Linked DNA regions of Homo sapiens: all the other regions are linked to region 1. Evidence: chromatin contacts called from ENCODE Hi-C or POLR2A ChIA-PET data. All regions are on one chromosome and are shown on one strand. The core of a region is the stretch at or near the end of the contact, and the rest is flanking DNA. Distances in the headings are between cores, read along the strand shown.

Region 1 (4,361 bases), core at 1,445-3,944:
AAACATGTTTGTTTATATGTGTCTTTTCTCAAGTCAATCAGAAAACATGTTTGTTTATATGTGTCTTCTGAAACTACCATAAGAGAGCCTATAACTCCAGAACCACATTAACTTTCATATTATAAAGGGGAAATATCTGATTTAAACATGATCTAGATTACCCAAAATATCCTATTTCATTTGGAAAGTGACACTTTAGTTACTTTAAAAATAGACACCTCTTTAAAACTCTTCCTCTCTTTTATTTGTTCCCTCAAGTTTGAAAATTCTTCCTCATCCATCTCTTACTATAAAATGACCACTTAAATTGATCCTTTTCCATTTAAAATATTTGAAACAAGAATCTTAAAAGTTAAATAAATGATCGAAACTCAGAAAAATTAAAATTTACAGACTAATAGGAAAATGATTGTATTTATTTTCATGTTTTCAGTGTTTCAGTATTAAAGCTGTACACCTTAATTACATATTTATTCAAGTCACTCTTTCAAAAATATACACAAATAAAGGACTAACCTCTTTCAAATAAACAAAACTTGCTCAAGCCACTGTCACTATATTCTGGCACAGGATAAATTTACATTTCACATTTGCAAAACAAGTTGTGGTATGCTGTTGTTTTGGTTAGAAACACAGGAATCAATGATTCTCAATAACCAGAAGCAGATTACTTTATATGAAACAGCACGATTCAAAGAAAAACATTTTTCAAATGTTTTCTCCAGGTTTTACCTGGAGAGCTAGATGTCTGGGGTTTGTGTCTTTCTGTGCTTGTTTAATTCTAAAAACAACCTCCCTTCAACTCCTTTCAAAAATCAGTATTTTCTTCAATTAATACGAGCATATAGTGTACAATAAAACGCATAAAGATATGTACTTCCAGAATGCCATAATAATCCAAATAGAAAAAAATTCGTGTTTTAATTTTCCACATAGCAAAGTCAATGTTAATCATTTTTTTATCCTTCTCCTTAACCATTCCACAAATCAGAAGCACTGTATTTATATATTTAATAAGATTAACAAACTGACTAGAAGCTCCGGAGGAGTAAAGGAAGAAATCATTTGTATAATATATTTTTCCATAACAAAAAGATAAAAGCAAATAGGACTTGTTAAATGAGAAGCTTTTGAAAAACCCAGCGTGACCAGCTTTTGATTTACCCCAGTCTGACAAGGAAGAGAGACCCCACCCCCACTCCAGATTGTATGGCTTTTTTTTTTTTTTTCCTTGGGTGGGGGTGTGGAGGAGAAGCTGTCACATTTCCATCTTCGGTTATTGTTAGTCCGCAGCCTAGATTCCCAAGCATCACCGGTCCAGGGGAAAAATCCTAACGCAGACAATTAAAACTGTCTGAAACATGCAGTATTTTGTTGGGGCTTTTTTCCCAGTGTTAATTTCATCGAGACTCAATCGGCTAGGGCTATAGATTGCCTCTGACAGTCTGTCCCTCAAACGCTCCCTCTAAAACCGCTTGTTCCAGATTTACTAACAATCCTCTCCTCTCCAAACTTAAATTAGGACAACACATTTCTGAAATTATTACATCCAAAAAGTCATACCTCCCCATTCTCTTTGCCTTGGTGTGGGGAATAGAAAGAGTGAAGAAGAGAGATCTATTCACTCTTCAAACAAAAAGAAATTGGGGTAGAGGGTCAGTGGAGGAAAGAGCAGTGGTGGACCTGAGTGAAAGGTTGAAAAAAGTTTTTGTGACTTGTTCGTCCTTCGGCAGGGGTACAGGAGTTGGGCAGAAGGCCGGGGTCTCGGCCCCAGGGCTCGGGCCGAGAAGAGGCACCCGCGGAAGAGGAGGCTGAGGACCCGAGAACGCCTGGACGAGCACATACCGACTTGCAGCACGTTCTCCACGGAGCCGCTGTCCAGCAGACGGATGCCCCGGCGGAACGGGAGCCCCTCGCCACCGCAGCCGGCCGCGCCGGCCCCTGCGCCCAGCCCGGGGGATGCCCCAGCCGCGACGCCCCCGGGGGCGGAGCCGGCCGGAGCGGCGGCCCCGGGGGGTGGCTGCGGCCCCTCCTCGGCCGGCGAAGCCCCCGCGGCGCCGCCAGCAGCGCCGGCGCCGGGGCCGCCCCGGTACTGGAAGCTGGAGTACATGCAGATCTCCCGCTCATTCCGCGGGAAGGACCAGTAGACGATGCGGCGCTGCACGGGCTCCGGGATCCGCTCGAAGCGCTCCTCCACCCGTTCGTATGCCCACTTTTCCGCCACCGTCTTGGCGGCGCAGTCCAGTAAGGAATCCGGCTGCAGGTGGGGGCGGGCCCCGAGGACCAGGCAGCTGCTGCCGACGCCCCCTGCCCCTCCGCCGGCTGCCCCAGGCGAACCGCGAGGGTGATGAGCCTGCGGGCTGGGCCACGAACACTGCCGCTTAGCCGGAGAGACCGGTGACGGCGAGAGCAGCTCCTCTCGCTCACCTCCGTCCGCCATTGCTGGGGACTGACTGACTGACTGAGGCGGCGGCGGCTGCTCGGGCTGCGGCGGAGACCCTGGCCACGGCCACGCGCCCCGCGCAAGCGCCCAGCGGTGGCGCCGAGGGGGGCGGGGCGAGAGAACCCGCGAGCCAGCCGGCCCGAGTGGGGAACCGCGGCCGGGCCCGGGAGCGCGCCGCGAGGGCAGACGCGGGCGGCCTGCAGGGTAGCGTGAGGCGGCGCGCGGTGTCCTGGCCGCCGCGGACGCGAAGACAGGCGGGAGCGAGCGCGGGCCCGCGGCGCGCTCCAGGCGCAAACAGCCTAGAACGCGAGCCGAGCGCTCTCGCGGATCCGGCGACCGCGGAGGGGAGAGGAGCGCCGGACGCTCTCGCACGCCCGCCCGCCCGCCCGCGCACCTCCAACCCACCTGCCGCCGGCCAGACAGGAATGGACTGTGTGACTGAATGAAATGGCGGGGCCATAAGCCATCCAAGGAGCCGCCTCCGTGAAGTTATAGGCTCGCGGGGTACAAGGAGAAAAAAACAATCCAGCTCCAACGGTACTGATGTGACAGGAGGTTGTCACAGCAGAGCGGAAGATCTGGCAGAAAGACGCTGGGAAAGAAGACACTAGGGGAAAACATCAGAAAGTTCGGATGATGAAAACTCACCTCACGCCACAACAATGTAGGATAAAGCCGGCGGTCACCCCACCCCAGAGTGGGACAAAGTCGCACCACCCCTTGACAATGGGGCATCAAGATCTTATCGCCACGGGGGTTGCATCCTGGTGGGGTCTTTTGGAGGGTTTAGCACCTTGCATCCTAGAATACAAAACACTTTTGCGTGTTTTTTGGTAGAATTCTCTGATCCCCTACCTCCAATCTGAATTAGGTCTTTCATGTTTTCCTCACTTGGCTCAGTCTTCTACACCTTTACATAGTTGTATTTTTATATATTTGTTTAATGTCTGACTGTCAACTCCATGAGAGTGAGAATCATGTCTATTTCCTTCACTATAATTTATCCTCTGCCTGGCACATAGTGGGTGCTCAAGAATGGCAGCTTCATCACTAACTCCATAAACAACACGCAATTGTAAGTTACTGTTTCTTGCTCGATCAAGAAAGCTCAGATTATTTCAGAATTTGCTGACAAACTAATCTCTACAACTTTAAAACGTTCCAAGAACTGTATTAAAAGAGTTTCTATAGTTGAGTTTGCCCTTCAAAGTAAGAGAGATTTAGAGTGTAGGATAAAATAAGAGTAAGAAGAGAGTAAATGATTGGAGACAGGCTGGAGCCACAGTTTGGTTTTGCTGTAATCTCAGAATTAAAGAGCACAGGCAGAATTGGGTGTGAATCACACTTGCTGTGTGTGATGCTATTCATGATTCTATTAAATCATTTGCAAAAGGGAGCTAGTAATAATGCTTCTACACATAAATGTTGTAAGAATTAGAAATAATTCACTTTAAAAAAAGTTTTTTTAGAGACAGGATCTCACTCTGATGTCCAGCCCGGAGTGCAGTGGGGTGATCACTGCAACCTCAAACTCTTGGACTCAAACTATCCTTCCATCTCAGCCTCCAGAATAACTAGGACAACAGATGCACAGCACCACACCCAGCTAATTCTAAATTTTTGTAGAGGGGCGGTCTCCCTATGTTGCCCAGGCTGGCTGGAATTAGAAGTAATTCAAATTGTTTGCTTATTCAGTGTAGTAGGTACTCAATAAGTATCTGTTTAGGCCAGATGCAGTGGCGCATGCCTGTAATCCCAAGGCTTTGGGAGGCCAAAGTGGAGGATCCCTTGAGGCCAGGAGTTCTAGACCAGCCTGGGCAACAGAGCAGACTGGAGACCCCATCTCTACACAAGAAATAAAAAATAGCAGGGATTAGTGGCCTACACCCTGTAGTCCTAGCTACCCTGAAGGCTGATG
Region 2 (4,581 bases), core at 1,056-3,555, 340 kb after region 1:
GCCTTGTGCTGGGATTACAGGCGTGAGCTACTGCGCCCGGCCCCTTTTTTTTTGAGACAGAGTTTTGCTCTTGCTGCCCAGGCTAGAGTGCAATGGCACAATCTTGCCAAACGCAACCTCTGCCTCCTGGGTTCAAGTGATTCTTCTGCCTCAGCCTCCTGAGTAGCTGGGATTACAGGGATGTGCCACCTCACCTGGCTAATTTTGTATTTTTAGTAGAGATGGGGGTTCTCCATGTTGGTCAGGCTGGTCTCGAACTCCTCACCTCAGGTGATCTGCCTACCTCGGCCTCCCAAAGTGCTGGGATTACAGGCGTGAGCCACCATGCCTGGCCTATTTTATTTTTTTTTGAATACAGGCTGGAGTGCAGTGGCGCGATCTCAGCTCACTGCAACCTCCGCCTCCCTGGTTCAAGTGATTCTGTTGCCTCAGGCTCCCAAGTAGCTGGGATTACAGGCTCGCATCAATACATCCAGCTAATTTTTTTTTTTTTTTTTTTTTTTTTTTTTTTTTGAGGGGCAGTCTCGCTTTGTCAAGAGGCTAGAGTGCAGTGGCTCGATCTCGGCTCACTGAAACCTCCGCCTCCCGGGTTCAAGCGATTCTCCTGCCTCAGCGTCCTGAGTATCTGGGACTACAGGTGCGCGCCACGACGCCTAGCTGAATTTTTTTTTTTTTTTTTTTTGAGATGGAGTTTCACTCTTGTTGCCCAGGCTGGAGCGCAATGGCGCAATCTCAGCTCACCACAACCTCCGCCTCCCAGGTTCAAGCAATTCTCCTGCCTCAGCCTCCCGAGTAGCTGGGATTACAGGCATGTGCCACCACGCCCGGCTAATTTTGTATTTTTAATAGAGACGGGGATTCTCCATGTTGGTCAGGCTGGTCTCTAACTCCTGACCTCAGGTGATCCGCCTGCCTCGGCCTCCCAGAGTGCTGGAATTACAGGCGTGAGCCACCGCACCCGGCCAAGTCTGATTGTTTTTATGAGGATGGCCTGATACATTAGACATTTGGTCCACCAGGACATCACTTATGTTGGGGAGACAGTGGGGGATAACGGGGGTGGGGAAATGGGAAGAGTTGCTCTCAGGGAGTAAAGGTGTGGGGAAAAGCAGAGCCAAACCGAGATAACCCTGTGTCTTGCCCATCCCTGCCAAGGAAAACACATACATGCAAGACACCTCTCCACTCAAACAGCACAGACTATTTCAAATCGCAGATGTGTCATTTAATTAATACCTGTGTGACTTTGGGAAAATTATAAATAGCCTTAACCTTGCTGAGTCTGTCCAATCTGTAAAATGGATTATGAATACTTTCCTCACAGGCTTATGGTGTGCTGGTAATATCTTCCTCTGGATGGCAGTTACATTGCAAAAAATAATTTAAAAAAAAGAACTGTATACATTTAAGATTTATACATTTTCTTTCTTCCTGGATGTAGAATAGGAAAAAAAGAAAAAGAAAAAAAAAAAGACTGGTGTATTTTCTGTATATATGCTATACTACGATTTTTAAAAAGGCTTGTACGAAATAAAAGAATATTCCTTTTCGGCCAGGCGCAGTGGCTCACTCCTGTAATCCCAGCACTTTGGGAGTCCAGGGCGGGTGGATCACGAGGTCAGGAGTTCAAGACCAGCCTGGCCAAGATGGCGAAACCCCGTCTCTACTAAAAAATACAAAAAAATTAGCCAGGCGTGGTATCGGGCGCCTGTAATCCCAGCTACTCGGGAGGCTGAGGCAGAGAATTGCTTGAACCAGGGAGGCGGAGGTTGCAGTGAGCCAAGATCGCGCCACTGCACTCCAGCCTGGGCGAGAGCGAGATTCCGTCTCAAAAAAAAAAAAAAAAAAGGAATATTCCTTTTCCAGGATTATTATGAAGATTCAATAAAACCATGTTTATTAAGTGTTAAGCACAGTGCCTGGCACATAACGTGCTGGGCGGGGTCTATGGTCCAGACAGGGGGACCAGGCACTTTCCAGCGCCTGGATCTGCAGACGCGAGGTCTTCTGTATTCTGGCCAATCTTGGTGTTGCAGCTGCTCTCTGGGCCTCAGTTTGCTTGAACTAAATGTAACGGGGCCAACTTAGGTGAACTTTGGGAATCCAGCCAACCTGACTTTAGGGAGAGTATGGAGCCACGGATGGCATTGTGAATCCGGAGGGCCGACACCAGAAGAACCTGCAACGTGGCATCTGCTACCTTACTTCCCCCGGAAAAGCGCCTGCGGCGGCGCCTAGGCGCGCGGTGCAATGTGGGCCAGCAAAAGGCGAGGCTGGCCCCGCCCCTTGCACCGCCCACGTGGCCAGCGCCACCTGCCTCATTGTGCCCAGGAGTTCTCCAAACCCGCGCTGCGGAGTGAGTGACCAAGTTCCGGCCAGTTCGACCTCGAGGATCCAGAGGTGGAGACGGTACTACCTCCCAGCTCTGTTTTCCATCCCCTTCAGGTCCTTCCTCGGGAGGCGGCGAAGGCGGTCCACCCTGCGCGTGATCCTTTATGCCCGGCCCCTGCCCCTCCCTCCGGGTGGAACTTCCCCCTCACCGCCAGACTTAAGCTGAGGATCGTTGGATCTCTGGCGGGGTGCAGAACTGAGCCCAGGCCACAGTACCCTATTCACGCTCTGTGCTTGTGCCAAGGTGAGTTTCTCTTGCTGCTGGCCTATCTTTCTCCCGGAGGAGATGGCCTCGATTCTTTACTACTGAAATGTAAGCCCCTGGGGTTGAGTGGAGAGCGCAGAGCACTGGAGGGGACGAGACTTGGTTTCGGATTTGAGCTCTTCTTTTTCTCTGTATGATCTCTTGCTAACTTCCCAGTTTCTCTGAACCTGTTTCCTCAGCAATAAAATGAGGTCCTACATTAGAACTGTAGCAAGAATTGAGATAAAGCTTTGAAGGCGCACAGCGCATACTAGGTGATCTGCAAGTTTTAATTGCCATCTTTTTGTTTGCTCACCTATGTGCTTTTTCCAGCTGCTCCGGCTTTCTTATGCAGGTGCAGGGATAGTTCTCAGAAGTGGGGAGAAGTGGGGATAATTCTCTTACTTAGACACCTGCTTTGGGTCTGAGAAAGTCTGACATGTTATTCTGTTGCCCCAGAACTCTGTTAAAGTAAGACACAGATCTGAACCTTCACTGGATGAGGCTACTGTTAATTAACTCTTCCCCTTCAGATCGTTCATACTCAGGGCTGCAGGCCTGTTACTTTTCCAAGATCTGTTTCCTTATCTTTAATACAGGAGCAATCTCAGTATGATTCTATCTGGTCCACTGGGATTTTTTGCCGAGTATAGTAAAGTGCTTTGATATTCTCCAAGAGGATTCTTTTCAGGTTTTCCAACAGGTAAAGGAAGAAGGTGACAGAGGCAGCGACTTCCTCAAATGTCCTTCCAGCTGGCCAAACTCAACCTGTCAAGATCTCTCCCCCATAAGCTGTGTGTGTGTGGTGTGTGTATTGTGTACATTGTATGTATGTATGTATGTATGTATGTATGTATGTATGTATGGGACAGGTACTCTAGGAGTGAGGGGTTCAGGCAGATGACAGGCTCAGACCTCAAGGAGTAGCCAGGTTTGTGGGGGAAATTTATATATAAACAGAAAAATGTAGTGATGTGCACATGCTATCAGTACATGGAAGTAGCCATCCATTTATTTATTTATTTATTTTCTTTTTAGAGATGGATGGGGGTCTCTCGGTCTTTTGCCCATGCTGGAGTGTAGTGGTGGAATCCTTGCTCAGTGCAGCCTCAAACTTCTGGGCTCAAATAATCCTGCCACCTCAGCCTTTGGACTATAAACTACATGCCACTGTGCCCAGTTAATCTTTAAAATAAAAAAAAAAAAATTCCCCCTAGCAAGCAGACTCAGAAAGAAAAAAACAAATTTTTGTAGAGACAGTGTTTCCTTTTGTTGCCCAGGTTTCAAGTGATCCTCCCGCCTCAGCCTGCCCAGGTGCTGAGATTACATGTATGAGCCACTGCACCTGGAAAGGAGCCAGAAATGTGAAGTGCTAGCTGAAGGATGAGCAGCAGCTAGCCAGGCAAAGGTAGGGTTTGGGGAAGGAAAGTGCACACACCTAGAGTCAGGTAAGTGATGTGACCCTGTTGAGTGTTCAAAGTCTGGAATACAGTCTGACATGAGGAGGTGGTGAAATGAGAAAGATAGAAGCCAGGTTTTGAGAAGCCTGGACTTTATCCTGAATATAGGGGAGAATTGCTGGAAGGGTTTGAGACTGGGAGTCACATGGTTGGATCTGGTGATGGACTGCGGGAAGAGGGACCACTCTGGAAGCCAAGATCTGTGGTTTAAGTAAAGAGTGATGGTCAGCTGGGCACAGTGGCTCATGCCTGTAATCCCAGCACTTTGGGAGGCCAAGGTGGGTGGATCACCTGAGGTCAGGAGTTCGAGACCAGCCTGGCCAACATGGTGAAACCCTCTCCGTACTAAAAATACAAAAAGTAGCTGGGTGTGGTGGCACACACCTATAATCCCAGCTACTGGGGAGGCTGAGGCAGGAGAATCACTTGAACCCGGGAAGCAGAGATTGCAGTGAGCCGAGATCATGCCACTGCATTCCAGCCTGG
Region 3 (4,613 bases), core at 960-3,459, 380 kb after region 1:
TAAGCTGGTCTCGAACTCCTGACTTCAAGTGATCCGCCTGCCTCAGCCTCCCAAAGTGCTGGGATAACAGGCACCTGCTACCACGCCCAGCCTAAAATATATTTTAAAATATATTTCTCTGAGTTCCTCAAGGTAGAGTCCATGTCTTTTGTCCCCAGAACCTAGTACAAAGTCTTGTACCTCAAAGTTGCTCAGTGAATATTAATTTAATGGATGAATCGGTCACACCAGTAATTGCAGAGGTTTTCTCAGGCCCTAGCCCTGGCTGCAAGGACTTTGGAGAGATCTCCCCTCCCAACACCCTCCATTTACCACATCATCAGACTGTGGTAGCCATTCAATGAGTGCTTAGCGTGAATTCTACACAGTGCTAATTACCTGTAATTCTCACAATGTCCTTAAGCGGTGGCTACTAATATGTCTTCATTTTACACTTAACCTTAATCCCAGCTACTCGATTACAATCCGGGTTACGTGACCTGGCTCACGTCACCTAGCTAATAATGGAAGAGCCCATGTATGTTTGCCATAGGAATTGGCATTTTCACGTCCAGCTCTCTAGCCCCAAAGATTTCAACCTCTTCGAGCCTTGACAGATTGGAATAAGAATCCTCTCCAGGAATCTTTCCCAATATGCTGGAACCTAAAGGGAAATAAAAACCCCTACTCCGATCAGCGTAGACTGGGCCATGGTGAAAAGGAATGGATGATACTCCAGGTGTGAGGAATTGCAGCTTTTTAGCCTGCCAGTTATTTTTCACTCAGCCATTTGCAGGAAATGAGGCACACTGCTTTCCATAACTGATTTGTCTTGCAACTTTCTGAACAAGTCACAGCTTCCCCTTTTTTTTTTTTTTGAGACGGAGTCTCGCTCTGTTGCCCAGGCTGCAGTGCAGTGGCGAGATCTCGGCTCACTGCAACCTTTGCCTCCCGGGTTCAAGTGATTCTCCTGCCTTAGCCTCCCGAGTAGCTGGGATTACAGGAGCCTGCCACCACACCTGGCTAATTTTCGTATTTTTAGTAGAGACGGGGTTTCACCATGTTGGCCAGGTTGGAACCTTGGCCTATTTATTTATTTATTTTTGAGACGGAGTTTCGCTCTGTTGCCCAGGCTGGAGTGCAGTGGCGAGCTCTCGGCTCACTGCAACCTCTGCCTTCCGGGTTCTAGTATTCTCCTACCTCAGCCTCCCGAGTAGCTGGGATTACAGGCGCCCGCCACCACGCCCGGCTAATTTTTGTATTTTTTAGTAGAGACGGGGGGGTCTCACCATCTTGGCCAGGCTGGTCTTGAACTCCTGACCTCGTGATCCACCAGCCTAGGCCTCCCAAAGTGCTGGGATTACAGGCGTGAGCCACCGCGTCCGGCCCCTTGGTTTATTTTTCTAAGAAACAGACTAACACTGATCTCACTAGTAGCATTGTTAATATTAAACAAGATAGCTAATAGCTTTAAAGCGTCTAATCACGGTACCCCCACGAGTAGTAGTCACACAGCAAATCATAGGCAGGAGTGGACAAACAGCGCTGGGAGCATTAATTCTGGTAGATTTGGAGTCTGGGCAGGGCCTAAGAGGATGGGATCAGCGGATTGGGCCAGCCAAAGGGGGCGGGTTCAGAGGGAGGAGCCAGCTGCCTCCCGCTGCAAGCCCCGAGCTTTGAATCAAGCGCGGTAGTTTCAGCTGTAGCCAATCCTAGAACAAAATCTTTTTGCGTCAGTTGTTGCTGAGGCCTAGATCTCACCCAGATCAGTTCTAGTCGCTGCTGCTTGTACCCGTCCTCGGCCCTTGCGTGTCCGTCCGTTACGACTCAGAGGACGGAGAGAAAGTCTAAGTCACCTTCCTCAGTATCCAGGCCGGAAGGAGACTCTCAGCTACTCGCCCTGAACATGCAGAGCAGCACTGGCTTCCCTGTCTCTGGATGCCGCAGGGGCGTCCTGTCAGGAGTTGTAGTGTCAAGATTCCAGTTCTTCTTATGCGACTTGCTGGAGAAGCAGGAAGTTGCTGTTTATTGGAGAAGTCGGGCTAGGGAGGGAAACAATCCCGCGGAGCCATATGGAGAGGGCAGGAGGTGTCTAGATAGTGGTAGGCCGGCGGGGGACGGAGGGTATGGGTGGTGAGTCCTGGCCCTTTAAACCCGAGGGGGAGGATCCGGAAGTGGATGGGCGGGGCGAAGGGTCCTCGTATATAAAAGGGCCCCGGCCGCGCGGGGTCTCTAATCTGCCATTTTCTGTCCCTGAGTGAGTCTCTGGCGTCCCAAATTGCCTGTTTTTCTCGCAGGCTCTATTCCGTTCGCTGGTTCGCCACCTCAGGGGAACGATGGCCATGGAGTCCACAGCCACTGCCGCCGTCGCCGCGGAGCTGGTTTCTGCCGACAAGTAAGCGGGACTGTGGAAAGCTTAAGGCACTGGCCAGTCCGCGGGGAGGGCTAATGGACGGGGGCTCCGGAGAAGGGGCAGACCGGTGGGCGGGAGTACTTGCCTTCCCAAGAGCAGCTGTCGCTGTTCGGGAAGGCCTGGTCACTGGAGCAGTCCTTCTTTTGCTGAGAGCCTCGCGCAGCAGCGGTAACGGCGGTCGGCTGGCGCCCCCTGCCCCGCTTTTCGCGGCCGCCATCTTGCCGGGGGCAGCGGCGGCTGTATCCTTCGCCTGCCCCTCTCCTTCCTCCCCCAGCCCGGGGCGGTTGGCCGGGAGGCGGGGCCCTGGCGCGCGGGTTGGCCTTCACGCCCCTTCTGTCCCCAGCGTGTGCCTCTGGTAGAACCCCTGGATAACCCGGGAATATAACCAACGAAGATTTGGCGCCAAAAGGGAAAAAAAACCTTGCACGAGGAAGGAGGCTGGACCTGAGGGGTCGGGGTGGGCGGGGCCTTGCTGAGGGCGGGGTTTTGCGCGCGTGCGTTCGCTTCCCTCGCCGGCCCTGGGGCAGGGGGCGGGGCCTTGAGGAGGCGGGAAAACTCCATTGTTTGGGGCCGCTGCGGCTCCAGCAGGAGCTTTGGACTATCTCCGTGGGGCCGGCGAGGCTAGTTCCCCCCGACACCTCGCTCACGTCTTGTGCTGGGAGATAGTTATCGCTCCCCGCGACTCCGTGAGCCCCTGCCTGTGGTGGGGAGGATTGTCGTTCTTTAGACTTTGGAGGTGGTGTCTGTTTGGGGGGAACATTACCGGACGTAAAGCGTCTTCAGGAAGCGCTGTCTGGAGCTCTCACCAGCACTGTTTGGTTGCTAGGTGAATCGGCAGTAGTATGCACGAAGTGGAGAAGGACTGGAGGGAAACAAGATAGGATTGTTTTGAAAGCGGCACAGTGCCACTCAGGCGTAATCTGTTTTTTGAACAGTGGAGGGAAACACTACACGAGTTCAAGGAAACAAGTGCTGTTTCCCATACAGTAGGTCTGATTTCCCAATCTTGCCATATTTTTTTAGGCATCTGGTTCTATTTTTTTTTCTAATCTTGTGCGCTTTAGAGGTTAGTTGCCTTCCCTGTAAAAGGAATGGTTGCTGTGAAGTTTTTTAAATTGATATTCTATAGGCTTACACTCTGTCATGATTATGTCTTTGTTTGTTTATAGTTAGAGATTTACGTATATCTCTGCTTACCACCTTTTCTCTCTGCGTTCTTGTAGAGCAGTGGTTCTCAAGTCACCCTGAGAATCATTTGGGAACTCATGGGAAATACAATTTTAATTTCAAACTCCCATTACCTGCCTCTTTCCCCATTGATTCGATATAAGCAGTATAGATTGGGCTTGGGAGTCGTGCTATAGCTATTATAAAAAGAGCTGCTTTTTATAATGTTTCCTAGACAGCTCTAGCAGTCAGTATTTCACTGACAGCTGTGTGTTTTTGTTTTGTTTTTGCAGACAGGGTCTGGATCTCACATCCAGACTGGAGTGTAGTGTTGTGATCATAGCTCACTGCAACCTCGAACTCCTGGGCACAACTGATCTTCCCTAGTAGCTTGGGACTACAGGTGTGCCACTACACCTGGCCAATTTTTTGTAGATACAAGGTCTTAATGTTGCCCAGGTTGGTCTCAGACTCTTGGACTCAAGCAGTCCTCCCGCCTTGGCCTCCCAAAGTGTTGAGGTTACAGGCGTGAGGCACGGCGCAGGGCCAGGTGTTTTTGTTTTTGTTTTTTGAGGTAGAAGTATGCAACAAATACCTCTTGCAGGTCCCCTGTGTCTAGCCAGAGTTAGGTCATTAGTGAATTTAGTTTCCTGGCAGGTTATACATAGAGAAAGTTTATGTATATGTGGCTAGAAGAAAGCAAACCATTTAGTTCCTCACAGCATAAATTGAAAGCTAAAACTGAGCAATTATATGTGCTGGGTGTGTGGGGGTGGGGGGGCAGGGTCTCTGTCACCCAGGTTGGAGTGCAGTGATGCCATCTCGGCCCCCTGCAGCCCCTACCGTGCCGTGTGTGTGTGTGTGTGTGTGTGTGTGTGTGTGTGTGTGTGTGTGGTGTGTGTGTGTGTGTGTGTGTGTGGTGTGTGTGTGTGTCACCCAGGCTGGAGTGCAGTGATGCCATCTCGGCCCACAGCAGCCCCTACCTCCTGGCCTCAAGTGATTGTCCGGCCTCAGCCTCCCGAGTAGCTGGGACTGCAGGCGCACACCACAAGGC

What was found. Hi-C counts contacts between places; a loop is a spot of excess contacts on that map. ChIA-PET counts read pairs that join two places held with the same protein, here RNA polymerase II (POLR2A). Pooled maps may share reads with other maps.
Region 2: a pooled map shows a loop between it and region 1 (7-fold over the local background). The contact joins the promoter of AKR1A1 here to the promoter of ZSWIM5 in region 1. A Hi-C loop is called at or near these places in 5 of 50 pooled maps.
Region 3: a map of CD8-positive, alpha-beta T cell shows a loop between it and region 1 (6-fold over the local background). The contact joins the promoter of NASP here to the promoter of ZSWIM5 in region 1. A Hi-C loop is called at or near these places in 1 of 168 maps with a recorded cell type or tissue (CD8-positive, alpha-beta T cell) and 9 of 50 pooled maps. POLR2A ChIA-PET finds 5 or more read pairs at or near these places in 1 of 52 experiments (Panc1).

What each region holds. Positions count from the first base shown.
Region 1 is chr1:45,203,911-45,208,271 of GRCh38, forward strand. It overlaps ZSWIM5 (zinc finger SWIM-type containing 5), which reads right to left and starts at 2,695. Exons shown (of 14, transcript NM_020883.2): 1 at 1,846-2,695. The coding sequence starts at 2,440. RefSeq lists silencers at 1-173, 2,142-2,301, 2,502-2,921 and enhancers at 1,273-2,173, 2,174-3,073.
Region 2 is chr1:45,548,521-45,553,101 of GRCh38, forward strand. AKR1A1 (aldo-keto reductase family 1 member A1) reads left to right here and starts at 2,306. Exons shown (of 9, transcript NM_153326.3): 1 at 2,306-2,635. RefSeq lists enhancers at 1,989-2,048, 2,099-2,328, 2,559-2,778.
Region 3 is chr1:45,581,832-45,586,444 of GRCh38, forward strand. NASP (nuclear autoantigenic sperm protein) reads left to right here and starts at 2,210. Exons shown (of 15, transcript NM_002482.4): 1 at 2,210-2,374. The coding sequence starts at 2,316. RefSeq lists enhancers at 826-875, 1,286-1,345, 1,796-2,105 and silencers at 1,636-1,695, 2,606-2,905.